2 separate regions of the Mus musculus genome follow, and region 2 is linked to region 1. The links are chromatin loops, found by intact Hi-C in ENCODE. Cell type or tissue: heart. All regions are shown on one strand. Region 1 has its middle 58 kb from the start of Gm23907. Region 2 overlaps Efr3a (EFR3 homolog A).

Region 1 (8,000 bases):
TGAGCAGGTAATTAACCTAGGGTTGACCTCTGACCTCTTCTAGAAATGACCACATGCCTCATGCCTGACTGATGATCATGGGCCTCATGTTATTGTTCACAGTGTATGTCCCAAGGATACACATCTGATTCACATCACAACAGATGTAAACATTACTCAGAATTCTTGAGAAGTTTCTGTCCTCTTCTCTCCTCCATCCTTCCTTTTCTTCTTCCACTTCTCCCCCCTCACTATTTCTTTCTCTGACTGTCTCTCTGTGTGCATGTATACCTGTTTCTCTGTGTGTCTCTCTCTCTGCCGCTCTCTGTCTCTGTCTCTTTATCAATGCCCCCTCCTCTGGTGCCTGAATAACAGACTAAGCATGGCATAGTAGATCCTCAGTAAGCCCACAGAAACCAACAAGAAAGAGAATGAAACCACAACATACAGATATTTCACAGTAGTAAACTCTGAACCTCTAGATGCAATCCAGTTCAAAACCAGAAACTTTCAAACTTGTCTGGTTTTGTGCAAATCTATTTAAATTGAGTTTTTTCCACATGCATCAATGAGTCCTACTAATACAAACTGACATTGGAAATAATTTGAGCTTTATTTGAACATATACCTAGGCTGCCAACTAGTAACTCATGAGTCATAGAAAGGAGGGGGTTCCAGACCTCTGGAACAGAGGACTTACATAAACTGTGCAAGCCATCAGGACCCAGACAACTAGATTGAGTTTCCAGGAGATACCAACTTCTAGCCAGAAACTAGAGTGCCACCCATTGAATGAAAGGGGTCAGTGCCTCCAATGGTATCATATCCCAGAGGCAAAAGGGACTACAACACAAAGTTTAGCCCTGCCTTATGCATACCATGCTCATGACCAGGAAGACAGCAGCAGATGGTTATATACTTTCTTTCCCTACTCAGTTCCTAAATTCCAGTGTTTCCTTAACTTTCTAGGAGTTTTCAACACACAGACTCCTAGATTTTGGCTTACAATATTTCAAATAAGAAAAGTTTTCATCAGAATATTTTATGGATTCCTATTTGCATGTACTTGCTTTCAAAAGTATCATTGACTTTTAAAACAATTTTTTAAAAAGTAGTTAGGATAGTACAAAACTTAAATTCTATAAGGTTGATCACAATAACATTTACTTGAATTTAAAAAGTTGTCAGTCATCATTCTAAGTTATAACATAATTATCCAAACCAAAACTAATATTTCATGTATCAATTTGATCAACAAATAGAAGTGATCAGAAGGCCAGCCAGCATGGAACATTCTCTCCTTGGGATGTCCATCAGACTAGCTGAACAATGTGTTAGATCTGGAAAGATTATTGTTCTCATCCTAGGAGCCATTGAGGCTGATGGGTCTGATAAGAGCAGGCATTGGAATATTCATTCCAGCTCAACTGTTAGAAAACTGTATCCCTTGCCACACCCCAACTAACCCTGCAGGAGCAGGACCTCCTTACCTTAATGAGGGCCTTGAACTAAGTCTCCTTGGATCCTTTCAAGTTTCAGTGCAGGAGATTGTTTATGCCTTTGCATGTACTGAATTTCCCCTACCTGTCTTATTTATAATCTCCTGTTATTTATCATAAGAAATAACCAGTGTGTTAAAGTGCAATGAAAAACTTCAAAATGAGATTTTTCAAACTATAATGTTCTACCCAAGTACTCATCAATAACAATCCTGCCTTGTGGAATCAGTGGCAAGGTCCATCATCCCTTTCCAAATCCAATCTGTGTACTGAAGAGCAATCTATGCTTTTCAAACAGTAGTTTTGACTCTTTTTAGGTTCTGACCCAATTTCCTTTTCCCATTGTTAACATGTATGTGGAGTTGTCTAGACTGGACTCTGTCTATCTACCAGAATATCCTATGACAATTAAAATGCCCCCTTCACAGAGAGCCCCAAGTAAAGGTTTTCTCAAGTCTTACAAAAAATCACAAGGTTTAAGGTTTCCCAATTCTTTTCATTAAAACCCTGGGCCAAACATTTCTGATTCATTCTTGAATCCACTAACACATTGCTAATCTAAGCAGGCAGATCAGTGCTGTTCAAAGATGGCTCACAATACATTACAGACAAAAGCTAGGAGTAAATGGTCAAAGATGCATGCACACACACACACACACACACACACACACATGTGTGTGCATGCACACATAGTCCTAGCACATAAATGTATTTCTAGGGATCCTTTTGTATGCAAAGGTATTACTCCACTGAGGTGAGGATGGGTAAATGAGTCCTTTACTGCAAGTAGTTTGAAAAGCACTGATAAGAGACCCACACCTAATTGTAACATGACTGATCATTTTCATATGGTGATACAAATATGATGCCCAACTAACTCAATATCTCTTCATTGGATATTGTGTAACGTTATAGGAAGTGTGAGTTTAGACTGCATGGTTTAAAATCCTATTTCTGTACTTACCAACTCAGTGACTTTATCCAAATTCTTTATTCTTTGTGTGTTGGAAAAAAAATAGGTACAATAAAACCCAGCTCCTGTGAACATGATACTCATTCTCATGTATATAACACAGAAAAAGAGAAACTAGAGAGAGGGTATACTGCATGTGGAGTAAAGTACAAAAATACCTGTGATGAGTAGAGGGTTGTATGCAGAATGCTAAGACCTATGCCTTACAGGCACAAAGAATATATTTCAGGAAGGGTCTGAAAAACAAGTGAAATAGATAGGACAAGTCCAGATGCTAGACAGCTTCCAAAGCATTCATAGAGGTTTCCAGATTCAAAGAAATAGTGTCCCAGGTACCCATTTAGAACCAGTGTCGCACTGCAGTCTGTGGATGCCATGTATGTCTTTGCTACTCTTCCTGTTCCTGGGATAAAATACTCAGGCAAATGGGACTTAAGGAAAAAAGGTTTTATTTGGCTCATAGTTCTAGGATACAGTCCATCATGTTAGATAAACTATAGGAGCTGGAGCTTGACATCACACCCACAGCCAGAAGTACAGAGTAATGACTGCTTGTACTCAGCTTGCTTCCTCAGTTTTTATACAATCTAGAATCCCAGCCTAGGGAATGGTGCTACCCGAAGTGGGTATGTATTCCCATCTTATTTACCCTAATCAAGATAATCCACCACAGGCATATTTCCAGGTGATTCTAAATCTCACCAATTTGACAACTGGTACTAACCACTACAGTGTATATAATTCTAGGTGACGGTGGCAGGCACCATCCACTCTGACTAGATGATGGTAGAGAGTTCCTACAGCCTCACTGAATATCTGTTGTGCATAATATGGTGATCCAAGTAGTTTTTCCAGAGCCTAGGAGAAGTATTCATGGGGCACATTTCCTATTATCTCTGCCCAATACCACCCTTATCTCTTGCTTTACTCACCTTTTATTCCTTGCTTTAGATCTCTTCCTTGAAGACCTTTAGCGGGTCTATGAACTGGGTTTATTTACTCAATTATTTAAAACTCTTTCACTGAATGCCCAAGAGTGTGCTAAGTACACAGTAATAGCCTTCCAGCATCACATGGTCACCTACATCATAACATCTATTACATCATTTTGTGATGACATACCTACTAGCATGTCTCTTCTACTAGACTGTCAGAACCTTGAAATCAAAGTCTCTATTAAATCATGCATATGTGTCTACTTACATATGCACGTGCCTGCATTCCCAACACTAAGAAGCAGGAAGGTCATAAATTTGAGTCCAACTTGGGCAACACAGTGAATTGGAGGTTATCCTTGCTACCTAGCAAGACACTATCTAAGTGGGTCGGGGGGAGCAAGGAAAACCTGTCCTTTGGAACAAAGCCTGCAATGTAGATGTTCATTAAATGTCAGCTGTTTGGTGTAGGATAAATAAGATTAACAAGTAAATAATATATTTGCACAATCCATCCTATGAAATACATGTAGATGGCTAATAAGGAGTTGACCGAGGTAGAGGAAAACAGGTGTGGGAGCAAATTCATAGTCACTGCCATATCACCATTTTGGATGTAGATATTTCAGATTTGGTGATGTGTTGCAATGTTATTTTAAATTCTTTAGGTGTTCTAATGGACAAAGGGTCTTGTTTCTACATATAAGGCAACCCCCAGTCTCACAGCAGAAGTTCTCAGAGGGACCCAGTAGAAAATAGACTATGATTAAGTCTGATTATTAAAATATAAAAATGATGGGGGGAGGGAGAATGAGGCCTTTTGGATATGAGAAACTAGTCCCATATTCATTACCCACCAGTTGTTGTCATATCTGTCTAATTCCCTTACCAGCAGAAGAACAGCAGCAGAATGTGGCAAATATGTGTGATATAAAGACTGAATGAAGTCATAACTGAGAGGGCTCTGCTTGGTGCCTGGTTCATAGTAAGTCCTCGATTCATGATGGCTTTAATGTCAAAGAGAAAACGTGAGATACAAGGCAGGAAGAGAGGAAGTAGCAGAGGAACACTGATTGAGGCTAGGGAGCTGTGTGGGCTGAATAATATTCTCTATATCCATGGGCCTTGCACATGCTGGTCACGGAAAAAAAAAAACAGTTCAACATGTATTAATCTTTCTCTTCTGCCTAGTATAACTTACAAGATGTCAATCCTGAGGCTGAGGTCTCCAGAGCAAAGAGACAAACGCTGAAGTTCTGAGACAGAAACAAGGGCACCACCTACTGCCCAGAATAAACATTGCCCTTGCTTGCCTCCTGCAAGCTAATCCTTTGCAATACATCTGAATTGGCACTAGGGCCATGAGCAGGTGTGGAAAAGGTCACTAGCAGGAAGATGCCTTGCAGAACATCCCCCTCTAAAACACTCTCCTCCTTCTCTCCCTCTCCCTACGCATCCTAGATGGCAACTAATGGTGCTGATTGTTCGGCAGATTCAATTGCCTCTGCACACTTGTACTCTGCAGATTAAGAGCTCGAGATGGGAGTTACAGAAATTGGCTCACAGATGATCGAGCTCTGCTTCCAGTCCCCTCTCCATCTGCTTGCCTAGCCCTGTCCTTGCACAGTGTGATTGATAGGCATCCTGGGTTGCTCTCCCTTCTGGGGTTGCACTACCTAGCTCCTACCATCCCTTTTTTCTGGTGCAATTCCATTTTTTTCTTTTGTATTCTCATTCCATTTTTACCTTTTTTTTCCTTTTAAACCAATGTTCAGTGCCATAGTATGAGCACCAGGATCCAAGGAAGGCTTAGTATTTGCTACTGTCTGAAACCCCTCATTCTTGCTTGTGAGATAACTCATGTCTACTCATTTTGAGAGATTCATCACAGAGTTATACCTCCTAAGAATGACTCTTCAGTCATCCCACACCCTATATAGGTTCAGGACTCCCTTACTTTTGCATGTTTCTGCTTTGGAATTGTTCATGTCCATTGTTCATCCATAGGCTGTGGTCTCTGGAACTCTCCTGGGATATCTGTATTATTTATCCTTTTATATGGCATAAAACTACCACCATTACTGTTGGCAGTGTAATAGAATTGATCCGTTTATTACATCATTGATAAGCCAGTGCATTAGTAGAGCAGCCTATTGTAATCATGACTCTGACACTCACTAGTGGGTGCGTGACTTCTGGCCAGTCTCTGTATATGTGATGAATATTCCTCCTCAGAAAAATCGAAGTACACACATATGTTTCTAGAGACACAGAGAGATGAATAAAACAAAGCAGATGCTGTCCTAAGGTGACCTAAGGCTTAATGTGACAGGAGACATAAAATAAATAAGGAGTGGATTACAACACAGGATGATTTCTGAAGCATAGAGTATGAACTTCTATATCAATCTGGATTGTGGATTTGACAAATAAACATGCAAAATGACAGCAATGAGTGGGTGTAAGACAATAAGAGCAAGGTAGGAGGCACTAGAATAGTTATTGTGTGAGGAAGGGTGGTCCAAAAATGCTCTGCCATTGGTAAATAAGAGAAAAGGCCACCCTGACCTGTTACATGGGTTAGCAGTCCTACTGTAGGAAGATGTAATCTTCCTGCACAATTTCTCTTGTATTTGCTTTCCTGGGAAGAGAATATACAAGGTCCCTGCCAAGTGCACACACTATATCTTGAAGCAGCTTCGACCTTCTACATTTGACATCTTTCTGCATGCTCACTGAGCTGAGTACCTAATCAGATACTTGTAGTTCTTCTCTCTCTCTCTCTCTCTCTCTCTCTCTCTCTCTCTCTCTCACTTGACTGGAGAGATTGACAAATATGTTTCTTGCTTCTTCTCTTCTGACCTCTATGATCATCACTTTAGAACCTGAAGATAATTTCCGTATAACAGAGGGTGATCCAAGAGCAGCGGGAGCCAGTGATAAAGAGACATCATCAAATTCCCATTGTAATTTTGAAAAGGTCATTCCAGCTGCAGCATGAGCAGCGTGTTGGAGGGAACAAGCTGAACAGAGGAAACTGTTAAAAATGCTGTTGCATGAAGCCAGTGCGTGACAACAGTGGCCTACACTCAAGTAACAACAGTGAGTATAGGCAGAAATAGGGTGGCAGAGTCAATTGATCTTAGCAACTAATTAGTGTGGGTCCCTGTGGAAGAGGGAGGGTTCTTCAGCTTAAGTTCTGGCTGTCGCGTTGGCAACTAGAGTTTGCTGATGCCATTGTCTGTTACAGACAAAAGGAGCTTAAATGGGGTAGGAAATGATGATGTGGTTTTGCCATGTCACAGCTACAATTTGTTAGAGGGCAATCAATGAGGAAATGAGGAAATCTGTGGTTTATGTAGTGGAAAACATAAAATGTGCTAGTTAAATAGGAGATGTTTTATTCCAGGACACAATTAGTATATGTTTGGGACTGATGGTGGATCCAAAAGATGCTGGAGGCATGTACTTTAGAGTATGCTAAAATTAAAGGGAATGCAATTAGCATGGGGTACGTGTGAAGTCTTGGAATGCTTGTTGGACAACGTGAAAGGTAGTTTTCCTGTGAGTGCCATAGAAAGTGTGGTTGAAAGAGTTCCTGGGGCTTCTGTTGACACCCAGGAAGGGACTTTATCGATGCTGAATCAAGTTATGCATATGAAACAAAAGAATAATGCTTAACTTGTATTCCGAAGACTGTGGTTGTCCAGAGTAAGCATTCCCAACGTGTTTATTGCTTTCTGCTACTCTTCTTGAGTTCCTGCCCATCTAACTTATGCAAAGGAAATAACCAGGTTCACCAATCACATCCCATGGCAGCTGATCACAATGTCACAGTTCTTTGAATCCCAGTTACAGAAGGAAAGCATAATGAACTGAACATGGGTAACATCATAATTTATGATGTTGAAAACGGAACATCATAAATGTGCTAAATTAAATGCAAATGACTTACAGGTATGCAAATGCCACAAAAATGCAGTATCACTCTCCAAGCTTGTTTCTATTCTGTCCTGGATTCCAGACCTTAGCCAGTGGATCAGGACACAGTTTGATCCAGACCCTTATTCATTTCCACTGTTTTCCTGAGCTTATGCAACCTGCCTTCCTGCTTCCATGATGCTCTAACTTCAGCTGCCTCTGATGCAGTCCTGAAAGCTACACTTTCTTCAACTGGAAAAAGAAATTATATTCTTGCTTATAAACCCCTAGGTTATCACTGATGCAGCATTCCTTTCATTATGCATTGTTTCTTTGCCTTACATTAAAAATATGAATATAGATAGATGATATGTAGATAGATAGATAGATAGATAGATAGATAGATAGATAGATAGTCAGCTCCTTGTATCAGTGGAAGATGCACATATGAATTCCACCTATGAATAATAGGAAATATTTTTAAATATGCTATCTATACTGAACAACATAACTGTGTTTTCTTCCCATCACTTCCAAAATAATGCAATATAAAAACCATCTGCAGTCTACCAGGTATCATAAATGATCTGGAGATAATTTAACATACCCAGAGTATACTCATGTGTTGAATGTTCAAACACTGCCATTATTATAGAAGAGACTTGAGCCTCTGTAAATGTTAGTACATATGAG
Region 2 (8,000 bases), 190 kb after region 1:
GCTCTGTGATAGGTTGTCAGATTTATGATGCTCCATGGCCAAGTTAAACAAGTATCCCATACATTCTGCATCAATATTCTGAGATCTGAGACACTATGAATTCGAAAGGGGCATGTGTCTTATAATGAAAGAATTTTGTGAGCATGCCTGGAGAGATGGTCCAGTGGTTATACACTGCACAAGCATGAGAGCTGAAGTTCAGATTCTCAAGGCCGCATAACAAGCCTGGTATGGTCTCCTGTGCTCCTGTAATCCCAGCACTGTATTGGGCTATGACAGGAGAATCTCCCTGGATTGTTGGCCACCATCCTTGCTGCAGATTCAATGAAAGATCCTGCCTACAGAGAATAAGGCAGAGAGTGCTAGAACACCACACAAATATGCTCCTCTGACCTCCGTGCATACCTATTGGCACATGTGCATACACTCACTCACACAGGCGCAGAAAACAACTAAAGCGTAGCTTGTTAAATATAATAGTACATAATAGCTATAAATGTCAGCAATGTGCAACTTTGGATCAAGTAGATTTTGTTTATTCTTTTAGATAAACATGTTGTATACTAGGCTTTTCAAATATATTGCGTTATTTAGTTCACAGTTGGAAGTGAAATTCCTGTTTGATGTGTGAGGAGTCACAGTTAAATGATTTGTCATGAGACAAAAAGAATGTAGTACCTGTAGAGCGATTCAGTCCTAGGTCTTACCCTAGAGCTTGTGTTTATGTAGTTTGTGCTATAAAAGTACTCCATAGTTTTGTGTACTATGAATCGGGGAAAATATAGATTCCTTTTATGCTTTTACTTGGTTGATCCTTGCCATTATTCAAGCCTCATCCCTAATCTTAATAATTTTAAGTATTGTTGAATCATATCCAGAAGGAACAGTCAGCAAAATTAGTTATTCCAGTAAAGCATGGGTCTTCAGCCTGTCTGTCCTGCCATGTATGATGAGTGTCTGCAGCGTTTTGGTTTGTTGTGCGGTGGAGTCTGAAGCGTAGGTGTCATCCAGGAGGTGAGAACTGCTCAACGTCCTGCAGTCCCCGAGGAGGTCCTGTAGCTAAAGCTTTATCTGGCTCCCGATTCTAGTAGTGTTCCAGATGAGGAAGCCTGCACCTAAAGGATTGTGTGGTATCTCAGGGTATCTCTTAAACATGTCTGTTTCCCAAATAATAAAATAAAGTTTTTTCTTTCCCTCCTCCTCCTACTCTGTCTCCTCCATCTTCTTCTTCTATTATTATTATCATTATTATTATTATGTATGGGGATGTATGCATGTGTGTATGAGTTCTCATACCCATGCATAAGTATGTGGAAGAAAGAGCTAGACATATGTGCCTTTCTCTGTTGTCTTCCACCTTATTTAAGAAATTAGCACAAAAGAACTTGCAGTTTGCAGAATTAGGACTTCTGTGAACTGGGAGAGCTCCTCTGGAGTGTCCTCACATTTTATGTTCTGCTCTTATATCTACAAGGGCAGTAGAAGCTGTCTGCCACAGACAGTTGCTTAGATTATCTTTGTATTTATAACTTTCAATAACAAAAGAATTAAGGTTTATCCTCTTCAACATCCCCCTCACATTTAAGAAAGGTCTTAGTGTCCATTTTTGTTTTGTTTCTACCTTTTTATTCTATTTTAAAAGTGATGTGTTTATTATAGCAAATTTGAAAAATACAAAAAACAAAAGTGTAAAAGTAAATGTCTTACAGAACATCAGCCAGGTTGCATACTCTTTTTATTTAGAGAGCTGTATCATTGGTTTTCTAAAAGATTATTATTACATATACATATACAGTATTTGTACATATACAGCATTTGTTGTTTTATGTGTTCCATTTGCTTATTTGGATGTTGCTTGTTAGTGTAATAGATAAGGAGGCTAAATGTGTTTACTCACTTTTAAAAGGTGACGTATTTTGTTTGTATTGTTATTTTTGTTTTTTAGTTTGTCAAATTTGCAAATATTGAAGAAGATACACCGTCCTATCATAGACGTTATGACTTCTTTGTATCTCGATTCAGTGCCATGTGTCACTCCTGTCATAGTGATCCAGAAATACGAACCGAGTATGTACTGTTTTACCTCATGACTTACCTTAAGTGATTGATACAAGAAGTGACTGAATATTGTGCTGCTGTACTTCACAGTGACTACAAAAGGCATGAGAGATGCTCATGAAACAGCCTTCCATTGTTAGAACATACAGTATTCAACTGAATGTGCAAGATGAAAGTGGTTGAAATTCAGAGTCCTTATTCTCGTCCAGAGTGACCCATTTCCTCCTCTGCCTGTTTCAGTTCCTGTGATCCGCTTGCTGTCTCGGGATTACTCTGGGCATGGCCCTCTTCAGTCCATTCAGAAGCTATGTTCTCAGTCTAGCGTGTTCAGCTTTGTCCTCACTTCACTCAGGGTTCGCTCCTGGATGACTTCATTACTAACCTCACTCTTACCTACTGCTGAGCTACTTGTGGTTGTTCCTTATCTTTTCATTTTTATTCTGTTTTTGTTTTCTTGATATGGGGCCTCTCTATGTCATCCTAGTCACTCTAGACCTTGCTTTTTGCTTTGTAGACGAGGCTGGCATGAGCTCAGAGAGATCCTCTTGTCTCTGCTTGCTGAGTGCTGGGATTAAAGGTGTGCACCACCACTCCGAACCTTTTTCCCTTTCCTGTTCTCTTGGTAGAGAGCAGGACAGGAGGCCAGGGGTTTTTGTTCTGAGCACTGCTGTATTACTGAGCACTTTGACTAGTGACTAATGGTGTGTAGTTAAAAATAAAAGTAAAAATGATGCTGATAAACAATATTAGTGTGAGCATTACTGCCATCCTAATTCAGAGGTTATGTTAGTAATGGAGAACCGGTGTATTTTCTCTGAACTGCTTCAGAGTGTGCCCCCAGCAGGTGCACACAGTGAAAGCAGGCGTGAGACTTATGGGTCACTGGAGAAAGGATGCTGAGGAGACTTTATAGTCATTTTCTCCATGTGACTGGCCTGACTGTAATTTCTCCTCATTACAGTCCAGGCCATTTATTCACTATGTGATGTCTTAAACCTTCCTGGCCACCTCATCACTACTAAAATTTTATCTCCTAACAGACATTTTAAAATGCTTTTAATCATATAAGAAAATGTGTTTGAATAATTCAAACATGAAATTACCTTATCTTTAACTATTTATCGCCCCCTGGTGGAAAACCTTGTATTTTGAACATACTATTTATATCCAGAATTACTATTTTTTTACTGTATTTGCATAATTTCTCCTCCCCTCACTTCCCTCCAACCTTTTCTATCTTCCATCCCTCACTTCCCTCCAACCTTTTCTATCTTCCATCAAGTTCATGACATCTTTTTTCTTTAATTATGATTATTTTATATTTGTGTGGGAGTGCATATGTGTGTGTGTGTATGTTTGTGTGTGTGTGTTTAAATGTATAAATACAACCCACTGAGTCCATTTAATGTTTATATGTCTATTTTTTTATGGTTGACCAATTAGGGGTCATTTATCAGCACAAGTTTCTGAAGTTAAAATTGCCAAGTTTTCATTTGAATCACTGTTAAAACAATGTTTCAATTAAAATGCTTGAAGATACAAGTTGCAATTTTTTTCCTTGAGTAAAAGTCAATTCAGTTTTCTTCAGTTTATTTAAATTTCTTTTCAGGTTCCAACTTAGATTCTTATTTTTTATCCTTTTACACTTTAGTAAAATACAAGTCCTGCAGAACCTTCAGGCTTGGACAGTCAGAGATGAGTCTAGAAATTATTCTCCTATTCCCTTCCCTATCCACCCAACTTTAGTTTCTTTCTCAAAAACAAATAAAAACCCAGTACAATAATGTTTCTCCAAACCAAACCAAGAATACAAAATAAAGCAATAATTCACCAACTGTAAACAAATGTAAATGTGTAGGATCTCAAGCGCATGGGCATTTGTGCACGCACACACAGACTTTTACTATGGAGTCCATTATATGGTGTTCATCTACTTCTGTCCTGGAGGGGTTGCTATACTCAGTGTCACACTCTGTTGGATTTTCTCAGTGACGATTCATTTGTTAGTCTTACCTTAGTAGCTAGGTTTTTATCCATCCATCCATCCATCCATCCATCTATTTTTGTTTGTTTTTTACTTATTCATTTTATATTCTGCTCACTACCCCCTCCCATAATCTTTCCCCCCTCCCCTTCTCCCCTGAGCAGGTGGAGGCCCCCCTGGGTATCCCCCAACCCTAGCATTTCAAGTCCCTGAGGCTAGGTGCTTCCTCTCTCACTGAGGCTAGACAAGGCAGCCCAACTAGAAGAGCATATCCTATATACAAGCAACAGCTTTTGGGATAGCATCTGCTCTAGTTGTTCAGGACCCAAATGAAGATCAAGCTGTACATCTGTTATATATGTGAGGGAAGGCCTAGGCCCAGCCCATGTATATTCTTTGGTTGGTGGTTCAGTCTCTTAGAGCCCCAAGGGTCCAGGTTAGTGGTCTTCCTGTGGAGTCTCTTTCCCTTTAGGACTGCAATCCTTACTTCTATTCTTCCATAAAAGTCCCCAAGCTCCATCTTCTGACTGTGGGTATCTGTATCTGTCTGATCTGTCAGTTGGTGGGTCTGGACTCTCAGGATAGCCATGTTAGATTCATGTCTTGTAAACAAAACAGAGTATCATTAATCATCGAGATTGGTACTTGCCCATGGGATGGGTTGGGCAGTTATTTGTTAGCTACCCCCTCATTCTGTGTTCCATCCCTAATCCCTGCAGTTCTTGTAGACTAGATAAGTTTTGGATCGAAAGTTTTGTGAATGGGTTGGTGTCCCTGTCCCTCCACTGGGGTTCCTGCCTGGCCACAGGAGGCAGCCTCCCCAGGCTCCCTATCCCCAATGCTGTGAGTCACAGCTAAGGACACCCCAGTTGATTCTTGGGCACCTCCCCTATCTGCCCATCCATTTTAAAAAATAAATTAAAATATAAACTAAAACAAAAAGAAACATGTCAAAGTTGTACAAAATACACCAACAGAAGGAAAAGAGCCTAAGAGATGGCTCAAGAATCAGAGACTCACTGGAAGCCATAATACATAGGCGTAGGACCTGGGATAGCTCCATGCAGGCCCCATGCTTGCTGCATGAGTCTCTGAGGTCATTTGAGCTTTGCTCAGTTGATTTAGAAGGACATGTTTTCTTGGTATCCTCTACCCCTCTGGCTCTTCCACTCTTTCCACTTCTTCTCAGGGATTTCTGAACTTTGAGGGGAGGGATTTGATGGAGACATCACATTTAAGGCTGACTATTCTAAAGACTTTCACTCTTTCCATAATGTCTGGCTGAGGTCTCTATTGTTCTCATCTGCTTCATGAGAAAGCTGCTCTGATGCTAGGTGAACACGGGGCTGGTCTGCAGGTAGAGCAGAATAGCATTGGGAATCATCTTATCACTACATTTGGCTTTCTTTTTTAGACCAGTATTATTTAGTTTTATCTTAGGTGACTGAGGTATCTAGTCTTAAGTTCTTGGTCACTCAAGTAGTGTTGGGTGTGGGTTCCATCTCCTAGAGTGGACTTTAAGTCATATCAGACATTGGTTGGCCACTCCCACAAGCTTTGTGACACCATTGCTCTAACATATCTTGCAGGAAGTACACCAAATCATTTGTGGCTGTATTAAGATTTTCTTGTATTTCTTTACAGAAATAGTTAATACTTGTAAATTTATACATCATAGTCTGTTTTCTCTAAGAACCTGCAGCTATAAGAGCATTATAGTGACTGACACACAAATAGCTAATGCTTGTTGACTGTTTACTGTGAGCAAGTTCTTGTTCAGCTTATCACTCAACTGTTCACAGCACCCTTAAAGCATATATGATACAAATTTATTCATGTGGAAACTAAATCGTCTTGGTGACCGAGACTAGATAGATTATACTGGTCAGGACAGGCCTTAGAGCTGGATTAGGTGCTGGCTGTGTAGCTGAAGTGGCTCATAAAGGTCACCAGCATGCACCCTCTGCCTTACAGCAGGTCACCACCGTCTCCTGCTCCACTTAAGCTCCTGTCCTTTCGATAACTTGTGCTTGTCTTCCTCCCCAGGGAATAGCAGATATGTAGAGCAGACACCCTCTGTAGTGCTGTTCGATTTTCACTCTTGTGATCAGTAGTTTAGAAAGAAGCGTGTATAGGCAGAGCTTTGAAATAGGCAGAAGTTGTCTTAAATCTTCCATTCCATTTCCCATTGGTGTCTTATTTCTGTCATCCCCATTCTCCCTACCTGTTGCTCTTGAATTGTTCACTGTACCCACATGGGTGTGTAACACATTACCACTTCCTTCTCAACATTTTCTATTCTTTAAATCTGTTACAGCAGTGTTAGGTGAGCAGAACAGAATTCCAATTGCTATTCAAATGGTGGAAAGGAAGGAAAGAATTGAGAGTAGGACAGAAGGAGGTAATTTGAGCAGAAGTTACCTTGTAAGAGACATGGGCTGGCAGCTAACTCTTCTTGAGACTTTGTCCATCTGCAGTCTGTGCAAACTTCATCACTTCTCTTCAGTCTTTTTTTTCCCCTAGGAGAATGAAGGCAGTGAGGGAACTGGGGCTTCTGTGTTGTGATAGGACGTTAGGGCAGCACTGATGAACTACAGTGCTGTGAGCTGTCAATAGAAAGCTGTCTTTCTAAGGGAACAGTGGGCAGAGTATATAGAAGTACAGTGCCACCAGGAACTGGGAGCTCCTCCCTTGGCTCTGGGGCTTCACAATGGCTTATGTTAGAGAAAGCTATGCTTTTGGCTGCTTTTTATTAACACATATTACATGTACTAACCTTCCTGTAGATTACTGCCTTTGAACTTACTGATGTATAAAGATGATGGCTAAACCACCTTTTGAAATGTATCTCTTTCCACCTTAGACTTTTGAAATTCCCATTTCATACCTATATTGTATATAATTTTAAAACATTTTACGGTTGAGAGAGCAATATCAACATACATTCTTTTAGGTAGATAAACAGACTTGTTTAAATAACCTGTTTTCATGGGTCTTTCTTTTCCCATCCTTATAGGATTCGCATTGCTGGAATAAGAGGCATTCAAGGTGTGGTTCGCAAAACAGTTAATGATGAACTTCGGGCTACCATTTGGGAACCACAGCATATGGATAAGATTGTTCCATCCCTTTTGTTTAACATGCAGAAGATAGAAGAAGTTGACAGGTATTGTATACTAAAGTTGAGTCTGCAGAGATGGTTCAGAATTTAAAAGGGCATACTGTTCTTGCAGAAGATCAGAGTTCTCTTCTAGATACCTGATTTGGACAGCTTGGAGTTGCCTTAACTAAAGTTCTTAGTAGATCCATTGCTCCCCATGCACACCTGCATTCTCATGCACATACCCATACACACACACATGCACACGCACACACACACATGCACACACGCACACACAGACATTTACATGACATTAAAAATCTCTTTTCAGAAAGATCCTGAAGTACCAAAGTTGAATCAGGATCAAGTTGACCATCTAAACAGTCCCATATCCCCTAAAGAAATAGAAGCAGTTATTAATAGTCTCCCAGCCAAAAAAAGCCCAGGACCAGATGGGTTTAGTGCAGAGTTCTATCAGCCCTTCAAAGAAGACCTAATTCCAGTTCTTCACAAACTATTCCACAAAATAGAAACGCAAGGTACTCTACCCAACTCATTCTATGAAGCCACAATTACTCTGATACCTAAACCACAAAAAGACCCAACAAAGATAGAGAACTTCAGACCAATTTCCCTTATGAATATCGATGCAAAAATCCTCAATGAAGTTCTTGCTAACCGAATCCAAGAACACATCAAAACCATCATCCATCCTAACCAAGTAGGTTTCATCCCAGGGATGCAGAGATGGTTTAATATACGGAAATCTATCAACGTAATCCAGTATATAAACAAACTCAAAGACAAAAACCACATGATCATCTCGTTAGATGCTGAGAAAGCATTTGACAAAATCCA

What was found. A loop is a pair of places that touch in the nucleus more often than their neighbours do. Peaks named below come from ENCODE experiments on the same cell type or tissue, not always from the same donor. Only the 100,000 strongest peaks of a DNase experiment are listed, where the experiment ranks them.
Region 2: a loop joins it to region 1, with 2.8 times the contacts of the local background. A loop is called at or near these places in 2 of 42 quality-filtered maps.

What each region holds. Positions count from the first base shown.
Region 1 is chr15:65,633,025-65,641,024 of GRCm38, forward strand. No RefSeq gene overlaps it. Among named protein-coding and RNA genes, the nearest start is that of Gm23907, 58 kb to the right of the region's middle. In heart, a CTCF peak has its summit at 4,694 (motif pointing left); no DNase peak of the experiment used is centred here.
Region 2 is chr15:65,822,669-65,830,668 of GRCm38, forward strand. Efr3a (EFR3 homolog A) reads left to right here. Exons shown (of 23, transcript NM_133766.4): 5 at 1,946-2,067; 6 at 7,059-7,208. Among named protein-coding and RNA genes, the nearest start is that of Gm41338, 39 kb to the left of the region's middle. In heart, CTCF peaks have their summits at 3,174 (motif pointing left) and 3,381; no DNase peak of the experiment used is centred here.